Linked DNA regions of Homo sapiens: region 2 is linked to region 1. Evidence: chromatin contacts called from ENCODE Hi-C data. All regions are on one chromosome and are shown on one strand. The core of a region is the stretch at or near the end of the contact, and the rest is flanking DNA. Distances in the headings are between cores, read along the strand shown.

Region 1 (2,700 bases), core at 177-2,676:
CAAGTGATCCGCCCGCCTCTGCCTCCCAAAGTGCTGGGATTATAGGTGTGAGCCACCGCGCCCAGCCTGTGTTGTTTTTTAAATCATTTCCAGGCTCATGGTGTATACCTTCTGCGCCAGTCCTAGGTGAATTTCTCCTGGTTGGTGAGTTTTCATTGTTTACCTCTGCTCACACAGGGACTCGAGGAGGGAGACTAGGACTCAGAGTCCTCCTTCATCTTGTCACTTCTCTAAACAATTACTTTTTGTTGAAGACGCCATGTAAGCTGGAATTCAAAGCCATCTCTTTGAACAACTGTGTGAAATAATCGTGCTAAACTGTTATTCTCCTTTAATCGTTCCAACCAAGCACCCACGGGGGCCATTATTCCTCTCCTACAACTGCAAGGCAGTGCCTCACCAACTAGCTTTGTTCCTGAGGCAAGCGGCAGGAACCCCTCTGCTTTCCTCAGTGAGCAAGCGGCCCCTGACCCTGGCGAGTGAGTTTTCTCTTCACAGCCCCCTGTCCCTGCTGCCCACTGAGCCAGCCAGCCCGAGGGTGGAAAAGTCATTCTGGCTCTAAGCTTCCAGCACAGTCCGGGAGACCACACGGGTCCTGGGGAGGGTGGCTAAGCCCGAGGGGCTTTATAGGATGAGTCACAAGAAAGTCCATCTGGTGGGCCCTCCCTGACTCCCCTCCACTGTCCCCGGCTCACGGCGAGGAAGGCAAGGCTGGTGGGGGGGACAGGAAAGGGCTGGGGTCTCTCCCCACCTCCACTGCCAACGCCCTGCAGACCCCCAGGCCACAGCCTTTCCCGGGGCTCCCCCAAGGTATGGGAGGTGGGGCGGGTCCAGTTTACGCTGGTTTCAAAGAAGTGAGAGCGCCCCGCCGCCATGTCATGGAGGGTCCCGCGCCCCCACCCCTTGCCTGGGGTCGTGTGTGGGCAGCCGCAGAAAGCGCCCCGACGGCAGGAGCGGGGTTCCAGGCTGAGACCGGGCCTCGGCGGCGCCCCTTCCTGCCGGGAGTGGCGCATCCCAGGACCCACAGACAAACAGGGCCAGCCAGGGTCACCCGGAGCGCGAAGGCCGGCTATGGGCTTAGGGTGGGGTCTGGTCCCTACGGCCGGCCTAGGGGGAACGCGGGACAGGAGAAGGTCTGGGAAAAACCTGCTTCCGAGGCCTCGGCTTCGGGGCGTCCTCCTGAGCTGGCGCCAGCCCGCAGCGGGGCCGGGCAGGGACGCCGGCCTAACGGTGGGGACCGGCAGGGCCTGGGGGCAGGACGAGACAAGCACACAACCGACGGGGCGGGGCCAGGCGAGGGCACGGGGCCGAAGAAGCTTCTGCCAGGCCCGAGACCCGCACTTAGTTACCTGAGAAGGCGGGAAGGTGCGGCCGCGGGGTGAGCGGCGGACTGACCCAGCTCCAGCGCCTCTGCAGAGGCTTGCAATGGCGTCTCTCGGGCTCTGATTGGTCAGGCCTCCACACGTGAGCCTCTAGGAGCCAATCATGTCGGCCCACCTAGCATGCGCTGATTGGCTCAGGCTGGCCAGGGGCGGGCGCGGTCCTTCCACGGCCCGGTCCCCGCTCCCTTCCCCAGGCCCGGAGGCCCCGCCCGAGCGGCTCCGCTGGGGGCGGTTCTGCTGGAGAGGACGGATCTGCTGGGGAGATGGATATCCTGGAGGGGCGGATCTACTCGGGGGGCGGGTCTGCTGGGAAGGCCGGATCTGCTGTGAGGGGCGGGTCTTCTGGAGGGGCCGATCTGCTGAGGGGGCCGGATCTGCTGCCTGACAGGGCTTCCTGGCCTGGGGAGGAGGCCGTGTCTGGAGCTTGAAAGCCGGCCCCGCTGTGTTCAAGATACAGTCAAACGTTCAGAAGGAGGAGACTCCGGGGGCAGGGTGGTGCCCAGCCAGTGCATGGGGCCAGGGCCACGCTGGTGGCACCCAGGCAGCGCTGCCTCCTGGCTCTCGAATGGCTGTTCTCTGCCCAGAATGCTCTCCCACGGGACACGCGCCTCCCTCCGGGTCTGTGCACGTCACTCTGACAGAGAGGCCCCCTGACCACTCATGAAATAGTAACCCTAACCATTGCTCTCTGCTCCCTGTCCTGCTTGATTTTCCTCCAGGGCAAACACCGCCACTTCCATGTTTATCATCTGTCCTCCATCACTAGGAAAACCAGTTCCAGGAGGGAGGGACTAGTATTCCCAGCCCCTAGAACAGAGCAGCGCATATCACAGGGGCTCAGTAAACATCTGGGGAGGAGTGCCATTCCCAGGAGGCCTCAGACCCCGTCACCTGAGATGAGAGCTGGATCCCGGAGAAGCTCAGGTCTGACCCAGCATTCATTGCTGTAGGAAGGGCTCGTCTAGACTCCAAGGGAGCCGGGTGCGGTGGCTCACGCCTGAAATCCCAGCACTTCGGAAGGCCGAGGCGGGCGGATCACCAGGTCAGGAGATCCAGACCATCCTGGCTAACACGGTGAAACCCCGTCTCTACTAAAAATACAAAAAATTAGCCGGGCGTGGTGGCGGGTGCCTGTAGTCCCAGCTACTCGGGAGGCTGAGGCAGGAGAATGGTGTGAACTTGGGAGCGGAGCTTGCAGTGAGCCGAGATCGCACCACTGCACTCCATCCTGGGGGACAGAGAGAGACTCTGTCTCAAAAAAAAAAGACTCCAAGGGAAAGCTGCCTGGGTCGTGACCTGGCACGTCCAAGTCGCTGCT
Region 2 (2,700 bases), core at 57-2,556, 1.5 Mb after region 1:
CAAACGCAGCTCCCAGCCTGCTCACACAAAAGGGCTGGGCCAAGGTGGGCCCAGACAGGACCAGGTGTGCTATGGTCCTCACAGCAGCCAGGAGGGTGGAAATCCCCGGGGAGCCCCGGCCCAGGGTCCCCACTCCCCACGCGGGGGACCTGTACGCACCCCAGCTTCAGGGCTTCTGCTGCCTGAACACGAGGTCAAGGTATGGAGGGCGCAGCTGGCACCCGTAGTAACGACTTCATGGGGCCCCTGCCCTGCAGCCTGCCCCCTCCTCCCGCCCCCTTAAAAGGCCTCTGTCTTAAAAAAGAGGACCCCCATACTGGTGGCTGGAGTTTCGCTGTGTCAGGAGGCTGGGCAGAAGCGGTGGGCACCCTGGGAGGAGTGAGGGCCCAGGACAGCGCCTCCACTCGCTTCTCTGTCTAGGCTCCTGGGGGCGGGGGAAGGTGGCCGAGCAGCAGAGTTCGGCTGGCAGAGCCAGTCGAAAGGAGGCCGCCCACCCACCCGCGGAGAGAAGGGGTTAGGGCCGGCAGCCCCCGCAGACCCTGGCTGAGCCTGTTTCCCCAGACCCACGGGGCACCGGCCAGCGCCCGCTGACAACTTTTCTACCGCCTGGAAAAGTCCAGAACAACTCGGGGGCGGGGAGCGGGCGCGGGAGCGGACCCCGGCGGCGGGCGCTGTACGCGTGGCACTGTTTACGCGAGCGGCCCGGGAGGCGCGGCCGCGGGAAGATGGCGACGGCGAGGGCGGGGCCGGCCGGGCGGGGCTGCGGCCGCGGCCTGCGCGCCTCCTCCTCCAGGCTGGCCGCCGGGGCGCGCGGCGGCGGCGCTGAGGGCCGCGGGCCGGGAATCGGGGCCCGGAGAGCACGCTCCGGGCGGGGGCGGGGGTTCGGACCGGGCCGGGCGGGGTCGGGAGCGGGGGGCGGTACCTGTTGTTCGGGGCCTTGCGCACCAGGCCGGCCGCCTTTGTTTTCTCCCTGGCGAAGTCGCCGTCGAAGGGCAGCACCGAGGCGTAGCCGTGCTCGGCCTCTGCGGACACACGGCGCGGTCAGCGGCCCCCGCCCGGCACGGCCCCGCCGCCCGCCCACCGCCGCGGGCGCACAATGGGGTGCGAGCGCTACCTCGATCCCTGCGCTCCAGGTACTCGGCCGCCTCCAGCAGGATCAGCAGGGAGTTCAGCTCCATCCTCCCGCCCGCGCCCGTCCGCCCCGGGACGGCGGCGGCCGCTGCCCGGCCCGCTCCGGCCGGCTCCGCTCGCCGCCCACCCCGCGCGCCCGGCCGCCGCACTTCCAGACTCCGCGGACTCCGGCGCTCGGCCGCCACCCTCCGCCTCAGGCCCTCAAATTGACACATAAGGGAGAGCGGCGGCCCGCAGAGCCAATGGGAGGCGGCGTTCGCGCCCCGGGGGCGGGCGCCGGGCCGGGCTGGGGCCAATGGGGACGGGTCGAGCGCCTCGGGCCGGGCCGAGAATGTTGACAGATGCAGAGCTGGGCTGGGATAGGCCGGCCGCGCTAGTAACAATTTAGAAGCCCGAGCTTAGCAACAGCACGTGGTGGCCCGGCCCCCGCGCTAGCTGACTGGCGGCCGCCGTGCATGTTAAGTAGGCGCCGCGCGCCGATTGGCCAGAGCGGCCTATGTAAAACAGGCACTGCGAGCCAATGGCCGGTGGCGGGGCGCGCGGCCAATGAGGGCGCCGCAGCCGGACGCGTTGCCGAGAGGAAGCGCAGCGCGCGGGGACCGCCCGCCGTCCTGGGGGCCCGTTAGGACGCAGGAGCGTCTCCGCTACGAGAGCGAAGCAGGGCGCTCCGGGGCGTGCGCCGGGCCGGGCCGGGCCGCCGGGTCTGAGCGCGACGAAAGCAGTGGCTGCGTGGGGGGACGAGGCCTCGCGCTCTGCCCGGGGGTCTTGCGTGGGGCCGTGAACGACTCCCCTCCCCGCCGGGCGCAGAGTGGCCCCGGGAAGGGCCGGGACCTCGGAGAGGGACGCAGACGCTCTGATCCTAAGAGCCAGGCGTCTCTGAGGGTGTCAGTGGGGAAACAGGCCCAGAGCGGGCGGGCTCCTCAGATCGCCCAGTGGACGCCGGAGCTGAGGGAGGGCCCAGGTCTGGGGAAGGGACACAGACGTGCGGCCAGAGTCGAGAGGCTCCCCGGAGTGGGGGGCTGCATGCTCTGTGTCTGGCCTGAGGGGCAGGGACGTTCCTAGAGGCAGGCGCTGGCCACCTCTGGCCGAGGACGCCCTAAGTGGGGACGGGAGTGAACCCTTCATCAAATCCCAGCTGGCGGGTCTCCCTAGTGACCCCTGACCCTAAGGCTGGCCCAGACTGGCCTCGGCACCCCCCACCCTCTCGCAGATTTTTTTTTTTTTTTTTTTTGAGACGGCTCTGTTGCCCAGGCTGGAATGCAGTGGCGTGATGTCAGTTCACTGCAACCTCCGCCTCCCGGGTTCAAGCGATTCCCCTGCCTCAGCCTCCCAAGTAGCTGGGACTACAGGCGCGTGCCACCACGCCCAGCTAATTTTTGTATTTTTAGTAGAGATGGGGTTTCACCATGGATGGTCTGGATCTCCTGACCTCGTGATCCGCCCGCCTCGGCCTCCCAAAGTTCTGGGATTACAGGTGTGAGCCACCTCGCCCGACCCATCTCACTGATTTGATTTTTGAGGTTGGTGGCCTGGATGTGCCAAGGGCCAGGCCCCGCAGGCTGGAGAGTG

The links. Hi-C counts contacts between places; a loop is a spot of excess contacts on that map. Pooled maps may share reads with other maps.
Region 2: a map of ascending aorta shows a loop between it and region 1 (9-fold over the local background). The contact joins the promoter of MXD4 here to the promoter of PCGF3-AS1 in region 1. A Hi-C loop is called at or near these places in 2 of 168 maps with a recorded cell type or tissue (ascending aorta and naive thymus-derived CD4-positive, alpha-beta T cell), 2 of 37 single-sample maps with no recorded cell type and 13 of 50 pooled maps.

The regions. Positions count from the first base shown.
Region 1 is chr4:780,423-783,122 of GRCh38, forward strand. It overlaps PCGF3-AS1 (PCGF3 antisense RNA 1), which reads right to left and starts at 1,427. Exons shown (of 3, transcript NR_171661.1): 1 at 1,350-1,427. It overlaps LOC124900163 (chloride intracellular channel protein 6-like), which reads right to left and starts at 1,426. Exons shown (of 2, transcript XM_047416474.1): 1 at 1,350-1,426. RefSeq lists enhancers at 542-1,259, 1,260-1,976, 1,977-2,694 and silencers at 1,186-1,265, 1,366-1,715.
Region 2 is chr4:2,260,803-2,263,502 of GRCh38, forward strand. It overlaps MXD4 (MAX dimerization protein 4), which reads right to left and starts at 1,307. Exons shown (of 6, transcript NM_006454.3): 1 at 1,115-1,307; 2 at 923-1,022. The coding sequence starts at 1,178. RefSeq lists enhancers at 1-426, 1,658-2,319, 2,320-2,700 and silencers at 527-586, 597-986, 1,077-1,136, 1,187-2,026.